Regions from separate parts of the Homo sapiens genome. Here region 2 is linked to region 1. Evidence: chromatin loops called from intact Hi-C (ENCODE). Cell type or tissue: PC-9. All regions are shown on one strand. Each heading gives the region's core, and the rest is flanking DNA. Links, peaks and the distances in the headings are about the cores only. Region 1 overlaps LINC02945 (long intergenic non-protein coding RNA 2945). Region 2 overlaps AP1AR (adaptor related protein complex 1 associated regulatory protein).

Region 1 (5,385 bases), core at 286-5,285:
TCTCGTGAGCACTCACTCACTATCATGAGAACAGCATGGGGGAAACCACCCCCATGATCCAATCACCTCCCTCCCTCCACACGTGGGGATTACAGGTCCCTCCCTCAACACATGGGGATTACAATTCGAGATGAGATTGGGTGGGGACACAGAGCCAAATCATATCACTATGAAGGGTGTTGTGGGAAGTCAGGGACCCTGAACAGAGGGACCAGCTGGAGCTGAGGCAGAAGAACATAAATTGTGAAGATTTCATGAACATTTATCACTTCCCAAAATTAATACTCTTGTAATTTCTTATGCCTGTCTTTAATCTCTTAATCCCATTATCTTTGTAAGCTGAGAATGTACGTCACCTGAGGATCACTATTGTACAAATTGATTGTAAAATATGTGTGTTTGAACAATATGAAATCAGTGCACCTTAAAAAAAAAACAGAATAACAGTGATTTTCAGGGAACAAGGGAAGACAACCATAAGGTCTGACTGCCTGCAGGGTTGGGCAGAATACAGCCCTATTTTTCTTCTTGCAGGGAGCCTATAAACGGACGTGCGAATAAGAGAAATATCACTGAATTCTTTTCCCAGCAAGTAATAACCCTGGGGAAGGAATGCATTCCTTGGGGGAGGTCTATGAACAGCCGCTCTGGGAGTGTCTGTCTTATGCAGTTGAAATAATGACTGAAATACGCTCTGGTCTCCTGCAGTGCCCTCAGGCTTACTAGGATTGGGAAATTCCAGCCTGGTAAATTCTAGTCAGACCAGTTATCTGCTCTCAAACTCTGTTTCCTGTTAAGATGTTTATCAAGACAATACGTGCATGGCAGGACATAGACCCTCATCAGTATTTCTAATTTTGCCTTTGCCTTGTGATCTTTATTGCCCTTTGAAGTATGTGATCCTTGTGACCTACTCCCTGTTCATACACCCCCTCCCCTTTTAAAATCCCTAATAAAAACTTGCTGGTTTTGTGGCTCGGGGTCATCATCACGGTCCTACCAATATGTGATGTCATCCCCAGAGGCCCAGCTGTAAAATTCCTCTCTTTGTACTCTTTCTCTTTATTTCTCAGACCAGCCAACACTTAGGGAAAATAGAAAAGAACCTATGTTGAAATACTGGGGCTGGTTCCCCCAGTAAATGGGAAAAAAAAATCCTTCTTACCTAAGATCCTTTTTTCCAACCAAAATCCAATCCAAGAAAAAAGTATCCTTTAAATCCAAACTCATTTCCTTAGCTATTAATGCAGTTTATCATAGCTACATATTGAAAGTTACAAATATGCCAGGCTTTGTCCATGTAGAACATCATTTTTTAATCTGTCAGCTTCTGACATTAATAACACTGCAAAAAGAAGGACAGGAAATTACTCCTTTGACTCCTTCATGATAAAAAAAAATTAAAATTTTATCTGATAAAATGAAACACCCAACATAGACCTCTTATTTTATCCCATAATACACACAAAGCAGTAATTTTACTTGAACATTGCTTCCTGATGTGCCTAGTTCTATAGTTAATTCCAAAAGTCCTATATGTTCAAGCAATGCTTCTCGTGTTGATTTTCTCATGTAGGTATGATCTGTTTTACTCACTGAAGCCAGAGTGGGTTTTTTTTTTTTTTAATATCTGATTATGGCACTTAACTGCTTAAAATCCTTCAATGTCCGTACATTGTTTTTGGAATAAGAAGCTAAATCCTGGATACAACCTTCAAGGCCTTACATGATTTAGTCTCAACTTCCTTTTCAGCCTCATTGCTAATTACTGTCTACTTCGATTGCTGAGCCTTGACCCCCAAACCTGCTTCCAGTTCCCTGTATGCTTCTCCTTCATAGCACTTAACACAATTGATGTTAATTATTTGTGCTAAGGGTTTGCCTAATACCACTTACCATACTAGATTGTAAGCTCCATGAAAATAGCAAGTATAAACATCTTACTTGCTATTGTATCCCGGCATCTAATCTGGTACGTGGTGCATACTCAATAAATATTTATACAGCACATGAATACCTAAGGGAGAATCTCATATTTTTATTTCTTTGCATTCCCTCAAGTTAAAACACAAGAAATATTATGATGAATTTAAATGTCAAATAAGACACCTAATACATATACTTAGCCTAGAACTGTGCCAGACTCAGTAATTATTTATTGCTTATTATATATTGAACACATATATCACTTCTTTGCCTTTTGACTAAGATCATGTGTAAGATATATTAAATGATATTATTACTGGTCAATATCTGACTATAAAGTCATAAAACATTTACTAAAAATTGATACTAATATTAAGCCTTCCTGAAATAGTCCTATTGAATTTCCATAAATAAGAGGAAAACTTAAATGAAAGTTTGCTATTTTAACTTCTGTGGCATTTAATCAAAACAATTCAGTAGTAATGTAACTAGAATGGCCCATATAACTGGCTTGGAATGCATGTTTGGTCATATCTTGTATATTTCCATGGAATCACCCTCTCCCCCACTTGTCTGTATTAATAGAAAATCCATTATCTCTCTCTTGAGACCTACCCTTTCCCACTCTTGAGTCCAGTGGCTTACTCACTCTAAACTCCTGGCTGATGGAGAAAACTTCCTGGGCTCAGCAAGGCTGTTGTTTCTTTCATTGCCACTAGATGTCGTTGTTGAAACCTAATATACATTCACAATCTGATGGCGGTGGCATGTCTATCCTCAGCAAAATCCTTTACAGACCCAGACCCTGTATAACTGCACACTTGAGTGTAAATCAGGGCTCTTCAATCTCCTACTCAGATGTCCAGTTTTCTTCTCAAAGCATGAAAATCAGGCTAGGGTGGCTGAGTCTAGAGGGGTTTACAGCCCTGGTAACATATTATGTCAGAACCAACTTACCCCATGACCTGCAAACAAAGGGGCCCCAGTTCAAATATGTCTCCTTGAAATATTTTGTTTATCCATACTGTGTTTGAAATTTCATATAAAAATTTTCACACAGGTCGGGCACAGTGGCTCACGCCTGTAATCCCAGTATTTTGGGAAGCCATGGTGGGCAGATCACTTGTGGTCAGGAGTTTGAGACCAGCCTGGCCAACATGGTGAAACCTCCTCTCTAATAAAAATACAAAAATTTAGTTGGGCATGGTGGCGTGTGCCTGTAATCCCAGCTACTCAAGAGGCTGAGGCAGGAGAATCACTTGAACCCAGGAGGCAGAGGTGGCAGTGAGCCAAGATCACACCACTGTACCCCAGCCTAGGTGACAGAGCCAGACTGTCTCATTAAAAAAATTTTTTTTTAATTTATAAAAATTTTTCACCCAAACAAGCTGTATCTCCAGTTTCTCTTGGATAATACTGCAGTACTGAGCTCCTATCCGGCACAGCAACACCATCTGGGGCTGAATCGCAATAGCATCTCTCACCTCCTCCATATCAGATTGCTCAAGGCAAGCACTTCGCTGCAGTGCCCTCCACTCCACATTCCCTGATGCTGGTTGTTACTTGCCACAGCCAATTGAATGTATGGTGCCTGTTCTAGGCCCTGATGGCTGTGCAAGAGCAAAAATCCAGGGTCCACCTTTTCTCACAGGTTTTCCTATGTAGATCTGTGGCCCTTACCTGCCACTAGATGTGAGTCAAGGACACTTTTGTCCATCAGAGAAGTCTCCAGGACCTTTCCTCCCAAAAGGCTCACTGACCCCCAACCACCCAGTAACAAGCTCTGCAGACAAGACCAGCCACATAATTTGCAAAGCCCAATGCAAATGGAAATTCAGGACCTTTTGTTCAAAAGTCAGGAAAAGAGTGCCAGTAAAAGTACTACTATATTAAATGTTTTCCTTTCTTCCACAGTCTCTCTCTCTTCTCCTGTCATGGTGATTTTTATTTGCTATTTAAAGTTATGCTCCCTCAGGCATGGGAATACTTGCAGGGCAAGTACAGATCTTCACAGGTGCCCAGGAGCCCTGCCTGTGACCCTATGCATGTAGCCCACGACCTCTCTGCATCCACCAAACTGACAGGCTGTGCCCTACTCAGGGGCGGAAAGGTCATTCGCCTCTTCCCACAGTTCCATGGTCCCACTGTCCCAACCCAGAGTGGATGGGCAACCACCACGGAATGGGAACCTCCATGCCATGCATTCAGTGTCTGGATATGGTGGGCCAAAGACTTTCCTGCCAACTCACTCACCAAATGTACCGTGGAGTTACCAGCCTGGGGCAGGGACAGCCACCACCTCGCCCTGCCCTGAGATGCTGTGGGGCACACATCGACCCTGAACCTCCCATATCGGTGTTCAAGCCCCCACTAGGGGAAAAAGGCAATGGCAGAATGCTGCCCATCTCAACCCCAACACCCTTGAGGTGACCACCTCAAGCAGAAGGCACATCAGTTAATGGGGTACAAGCAGAGAGGAAGAGGCAGGGTGAGGCCAGGGTGTGAGGGCATAGGAAGCAGGTAGCCATGAACCCATCCTGGGGAAGTGGGAGGAGGGGGACCGAGAGGGAGCTGAGGCTCCATGTCCCTGGCACATGCTCCATTTTTCCATCGGACTTCACTTATGAAAATACAAATTCTAAAATAAAACTACAAGGAATGTCATGACAGCAACTGCTGAGCATTAAGCCCAGTTATGGGGCCCTTCTGAGCTGGGGATCCTGTGTGACTGCACTGTTCTCACACCCTAAGGCTGGCCCTGTCAGCAGACAGTGGGATCTGAAGAGAAGAAACTTTGAAGCCACAAAAAGTTTTTGTTACACACTTCCTCCAGGGCCATGGGGGCCTAATTACCATATGTTTCAGAACTTAGTGGGGCACTCAAGTGACTCTTCTCTGAAGAAGAAAAGTTGGTTTGATTTATTCTGTGCACCTAGTGTAAAGGTGGCTGGCAGTTTCTTCATGTACATGGTGTCCGACACAGTGGTGGAGCCCTACAACACCACTTTCTCAGTCTACCAGCTCATAGAAAATGCAGGTGAGACCTTTTGCATTGATAATGAAGCTCTCTATGACATCTGCTTCAGAACCCTAAAGTTGCCCACACCCAACTATGGTGACCTGAACCACCTGGTATCTGCCACCATGAGTGGGGTCACCACCTGCCTGCACTTCCCAGGCCAGCTGAATGCTGACCTTGGGAAACTGGCCATAAACATGGTCCCATTCCCCCACCTGCACTTCTTCATGCCTGGCTTTATCCTGCTGACCAGCCGGGGCAGCCAGCAGTACCGGGCCTTGATGGTGGCTGAGCTCACCCAGCAGACGTTTGATGCCAAGACTATGATGACTGCCGGTGCGACCCCTGCAAGGCTGCTACCTAATGGCAGCTGCCATTTTCAGGGGCCACATGTCCCGGAGGGAGGTGGACGAGCAAATGCTTAACAGCGAAAACTAGAA
Region 2 (5,385 bases), core at 62-5,061, 160 kb after region 1:
AAATTCCTTTGGGGTTGGCTTTGTTGTTATTAAATGTCCCTCCGGAATTCAAACCTAGAATTGAAAATCTGAACCAAGCCAGTTTGTGTAAGGACTAAGACTGTTTTGCACTTTCTGAAACAGATTGCTAATTTTTCATAATCTGTTCCATTTAACTAACATTATTGGGTAATAAGATGTTCAACATAAATAAATTGCAGTAAATGATCATAATTTGAATCTTTGGTAATGGAGATCTTATAAAATATAGGATTCTCATTCATTAATTAGGCATTGTGTCACCTCTCTGATACAAAATAGCTAAGGTTTTACACTAAGTATCCCTAGAATGGAAGGGCAAGGATTTGCAGTTTGTGCCTAGTGTAATATTTCGATTTCCCTAATTTATGAGTTATTACTCTTGAGTGGGACATGACAGTTGTTTTATCTTGTCATCCAGGATCATCTGGTTTAAGTATTTATAATTTTTGTGTGTGAATGAAACTTACAAGGTCAAGCTGCTTAAGTAGGCTTGCCCAATAACTAGATGCCACACAATCTTTGGCTTTTACTATTATTTGTAGTTGTGTTACAGGGCGTTAAATTCTAACTCCAAGAAAGTTGGTTGGTGAGGGAGCAGTACTTACATTCTAAATGGATAAGCAAAAAACTTTATATTTGACTTTGGACTACATGATGTGTCTGTGGACTTTAGTTTTGTTTTTTTCATGGGGTCTCCGTAGAGTACGGCATTAAAATTGTAGGTTCTACTCCCTCAGCTCGTGAGCTTGGCAGCACAGGGAGGTGGCAGGAGGAAATCCATGAATCAGCGTGAGTGTTAATTGTCTGTAGATATGCCATAAAAACATAAGCAGGTGGAGTATTTCTTTCTTTTTTTTTGAGACGGAGTCTCGCTCTGTCGCCCAGGCTGGAGTGCAGTGGCGCGCGATCTCGGCTCACTGCAACCTTCGCCTCCCGGGTTCACGCCATTCTCCTGCCTCAGCCTCCTGAGTAGCTGGGACTGCAGGCGCCCGCCACCATGCCCGGCTAATTTTTTTGTATTTTTAGTAGAGACCGGGTTTCACCCTGTTAGCCAGAATGGTCTTGATCTCCTGACCTCATGATTCGCCAGCCTTGGCCTCCCAAAGTGCTGGGATTACAGGCATGAGCCACCGCGCCCGGCCAGCAGGTTGAGTATTTCTTATCTGAAATACTTGCTTTGGAGTTCAGATTTTTATTCAGATTTTGGAATATATGCATTATATACTGGTGTAGTATCTGAAAATCTGAAATCCAGAATTCTCCAATGAACATTTTCTTTGAGTAACATGTTGGCACTCAAAAAGTTTCAGATTTTGGAACATTTCAGATTTTGGGTTTTGGGGTTAGGTATACTCAACTTGTGGTTGGATTTTTACTGTTTGTGGGCAAAGCTCTTTGAACAAGTCCTGTGGAGGCAGTGAGAGTTTATAGGTTGTGGACACTGTCATCTAAAATTATATAATGGTGATATTGATCCTATTACTTTAAGTCTATAAACAGGATTTGACGGTTCCCTTACTTGAATTTTCTGATTAACTTATTGTTTAACATCAATTTTAATACTGTTTTAGCAGCTTCCAGTAAGCATGTAGAGACAGATGGATATAGTTACTTGTGCAATAAGGTTAAACTCTTATTTTAGTTTTTTTTTTTTTTTATCAGCTGTTTTGATTTTCTTTCAAGTATAGGTCTGGATAGTTAGTAGTTCTTCTAAAGGTGAAAAAGTTGAGGAGTAATCACAAAAACTTGATTTGATCCTATATGTCTTTGTAGTGACCACAAAAGAAGAGGGTGTCCTCAACTTTTTTAGCTTGATTTAAGCTAGACTTCACAGGGAAGCCTTATGATCTAAGGCCTGGTTTCTGAGTCTTGCAGATTGACATACCCCTGAGAAATCTGAAAATCAGATCACTCGTTTTTTACTATTTTAATCTCAAAACCAGAATTACCACTTTTTCCAGTTTATAAAATACTAGGGAATTCTAGTATTGTATATTCTAGGATATCTGTTTCACCAGTCAAAATATCAATATCAGTGTTGACGTATGTTGGAAACCCTACTACTAATGAAGTCATTTGGTGATTAAAGCAGAGAGAATTAAATATCTTTAAGGAATAAAACTTAGGCATCCTAATGAGTCATACTTCTTCACTGGAGTTTTGCCTGCCAACACTTTCTACAGGGCTCCATCTGCTGGTCAGTTCTCCTGTTTCTCTGAGCAGGCCTTTGTATAGACTTAGTTTTTTCTTTCTCAGATAGAAGACCCAATTAAGTTTTGTTGTGTTGTATTTAATTCCTATTTCTATATTACTGTATAATTCCACATAGTGATTCCACTTAAGATAAACTAGTTTTTATAGAAAGGTAAACCATATTTTGTATCCTCATCAATATGTAACATTTGTTGGCCTTTTTGGCTCCAGCAGCCAAGTTGCTTTCAGGCAATAGTTCACAGTGATTTGCTTTTCCATTCCTAGTAAAAATGATTTTAATAATAACTGACAACATTCCGTTACTTCCTATGTGCCAGGCACTGTTCTAAGTACTTTATATTATCTCACTTATTCCTCCCCGCAATCCTGTGAGGCAAGTAAGTATATATATTATATATATTATAGGTTGAAAACTGAAACTTAGAAAGTTGAACTTTCCCAAGATAGCAGAGCTGGGATTGCAACCCAGGTCCCTCTGAATTCAGAGTTCTTATCCTTAACCACCACAAATAGTTCATGGCACTTTATTCTATAGGTAAACATTTGGTTGCTATCTCTCTCATTGCAGTATCTTGAACGTTGTCACCAGAAGAACTTATGAATATACCTGAACAACTTGACTCTTTATTCTGTGTGCTAAGCTGTCTTTTTCTTGAAACTATGCGCTTGACTTCCACAATATCACCTTTATCTTATTTTCCTGTTTCTCTCCTAGCTATTCTTACTCTGTCTATTAAATGTGGAGATTTTCTTGTCTTCTCTTTTTTAATTTCCTTCATATGTGTATTACCTGCCCCTGAAGAAATTTTACCCATTCCTATGATTTCAACCACCACTACTTCCAAATCTCATCTTCTGCTTGTAGATCTTTTCAGTTGTCTACCTAAGAGGCACTCTTGGATATATTCAATTAAATCTCTATATATTATTTTCAGTCTCTCCTTAAACATACTGAACCTGTTTTCTTCCTGTCTTCTGCCATAAACATTGCCTTTCAAACTGCTTAGTCAGCAGCTTCCAGACTACTCTCTCTATTGTAGCTCTCATACTTCAGCCCACCCTCCCTTCCTATCATGAGTTAGGCTTTCTAAAACCCGCATTGGATTGTTTCTTTCCTTTGCTCAGCAACTTCCATCTGCTCCCTGATTCCCATAGCTAAATTTCTAAGTCTTTTTTTTTTTTTCCCCCAAAAAGGAGTCTCGCTCTCTTGCCCAGGCTGAAATGCACTGGCACAATCCTGGCTCACTACAACCTCCACCGCCTGAGTTCAAGTGATTGTCTTGCCTCAGCTCCGCAAGTAGCTGGGATTACAGGCACCCACCACCATGCCTGGCTAATTTTTGTATTTTTAATAGAGACAGGATTTCACCATGTTGGCCTGGCTAGTCTCGAATTCCTGACCTGAAACGATCTGCCCACCTCGGCTTCCCAAAGTGCTAGAATTACAGGCACGAGCCACTGCGCCCGGCCCTAAATTTAAAAGTCTTTTTTCCTTCTGTGACAGCATGATGAATTACATGGCATTCAAATGTATGGCATACTGTCCCTTTGTATACTCAGGATGATATTTAGTTCTATATTTGGGTTTCTATAATCTCTTTGTCAAAAAATGTCAGGATACAAATCAGTGAGAAAAACATTAAAAGAATAACATTAAAGCTATTCTAATTTCAAAAAACGTGTCATTCATAAATCTTAGCATTTTAACTTTTTGATAACTTACTATCCTCCCAACTACTAGTTTAAACTTTGGACAAAGCAATGTAACCTTAACCTGTTTTTACCAGTGTTATTCTCTCCCATCCTCTCTCTTACCACTTTTAATATCCTATATACCAGATGGACTGTGCTTGTTCTTGTTTTCCTAAAATACAGTGTTTTCTTTTTGTTTCCCCAAGACGGAATCTTGCCCTGTTGCCCAAGCTGGAGTGCAGTGGTGTGATCTTGCTCACTGCAACCTCCGCCTCCCAGGTTCAAGCAATTCTCCTGCCTCAGCATCCCGAGTAGCTGGGATTACAGGTGTGTGCCACCACACCTGGCTAATTTTTGTATTTTTTAGTAGAGACGGGGTTTCGCCATGTTGGCCAGGCTGGTCTCGAACTCCTGACCTCGTGATCCCCCCGTCTCGGCCTCCTAAAGTGATGGGATTACAGGCGTGAGCCACTGCGCCTGGCCAAATACAGTGTTTTCTAACCCTGTGCCTTTGTGGGTGATATTTATTTTCTTTTTTATTTTTATTTTTTTTGAGACGAGGTCTCACTCTGTCACCCAGGCTGGAGTGCAGTGGTGTGATCTAGGCTTATTAAAACCTCCACCTCCCAGGCTCAAGCAATTCTACCTCAGCCTCCCAAGTAGCTGGGACTACAGGCGCAGGCCACCACGCTTGGCTAATTTTTGTATTTTTTGTAGAGACACGCAGGGTTTCACCATGTTGCCCATGCTGGTCTCGAACTCCTGAACTCAAGTGATCTGCATACCTCAGCCTCCCAAAGTGTTGGAATTACAGTTGTGAGCCACTGCGCCTGGCCTCTGTGATATTCCTTCTTTTTTTAGTTTTTTTGTGAGCTTTCACTTACCTTTACCTTACCTTACTTACCTTCCCTATGAAACCCGCTCCAAGCCCCTGAAACCATATTATCTCCCTGAGGAAATAATATTTTCTACAGGCTTATTTTTGCTCTATATCAAGGGTTGGCAAACTTTTTCTGTAATGGGCCAGATAATATGTATTTTAGGGTTGGCAGGTGGTATGGTCTGTCACAACTACTGAACTTGCCTGTTTTAGTGCAAGAGCAGCCATAGACAGCATTTCAACAAATGAGTGTGGCTATATTTCAATGCAACTTTATTTACAAAAATAGGCAGAGGGCCAGATTTGGCCAGTGGGCCATAGTTGCCAACTCCTGGTACCATATGTACCATGATGTACGCTAAGAGCTCCTCAAGGAGGTCAAGGACTGTGTTTTATCACTCTCTCCATTCTCAGTATCTTACATTTGTTGAATGAACAGCCAGAAGAGTTATTTGAACTTGCAGGATCTACAAAACTACAATTTCTCCTATCCTTCATTTTTTTAAGGCCTAAAGATAATTCCCTAACTTTGGCAAAAACACCACATACCCAGATACTTAAACACATATCCTACCAGT

The links. Peaks named below come from ENCODE experiments on the same cell type or tissue, not always from the same donor. Only the 100,000 strongest peaks of a DNase experiment are listed, where the experiment ranks them.
Region 2: it touches region 1 in a loop (6-fold over the local background); 12 of 110 quality-filtered maps call a loop at or near these places.

The regions. Positions count from the first base shown.
Region 1 is chr4:112,072,703-112,078,087 of GRCh38, forward strand. The region is part of intron 1 of LINC02945 (long intergenic non-protein coding RNA 2945); the gene reads right to left. It also overlaps the pseudogene TUBB8P3. Among named protein-coding and RNA genes, the nearest start is that of LINC02945, 37 kb to the right of the region's middle. RefSeq lists an enhancer at 4,590-4,639. In PC-9, for the core only: a CTCF peak has its summit at 2,662 (motif pointing right); a DNase peak (open chromatin) is centred at 729.
Region 2 is chr4:112,232,996-112,238,380 of GRCh38, forward strand. The region is part of intron 1 of AP1AR (adaptor related protein complex 1 associated regulatory protein); the gene reads left to right. Among named protein-coding and RNA genes, the nearest start is that of AP1AR-DT, 3.5 kb to the left of the region's middle. RefSeq lists a silencer at 2,120-2,169. In PC-9, for the core only: CTCF peaks have their summits at 2,220 (motif pointing left) and 2,426; a DNase peak (open chromatin) is centred at 2,186; H3K4me3 peaks cover 2,137 bases; H3K27ac peaks cover 992 bases.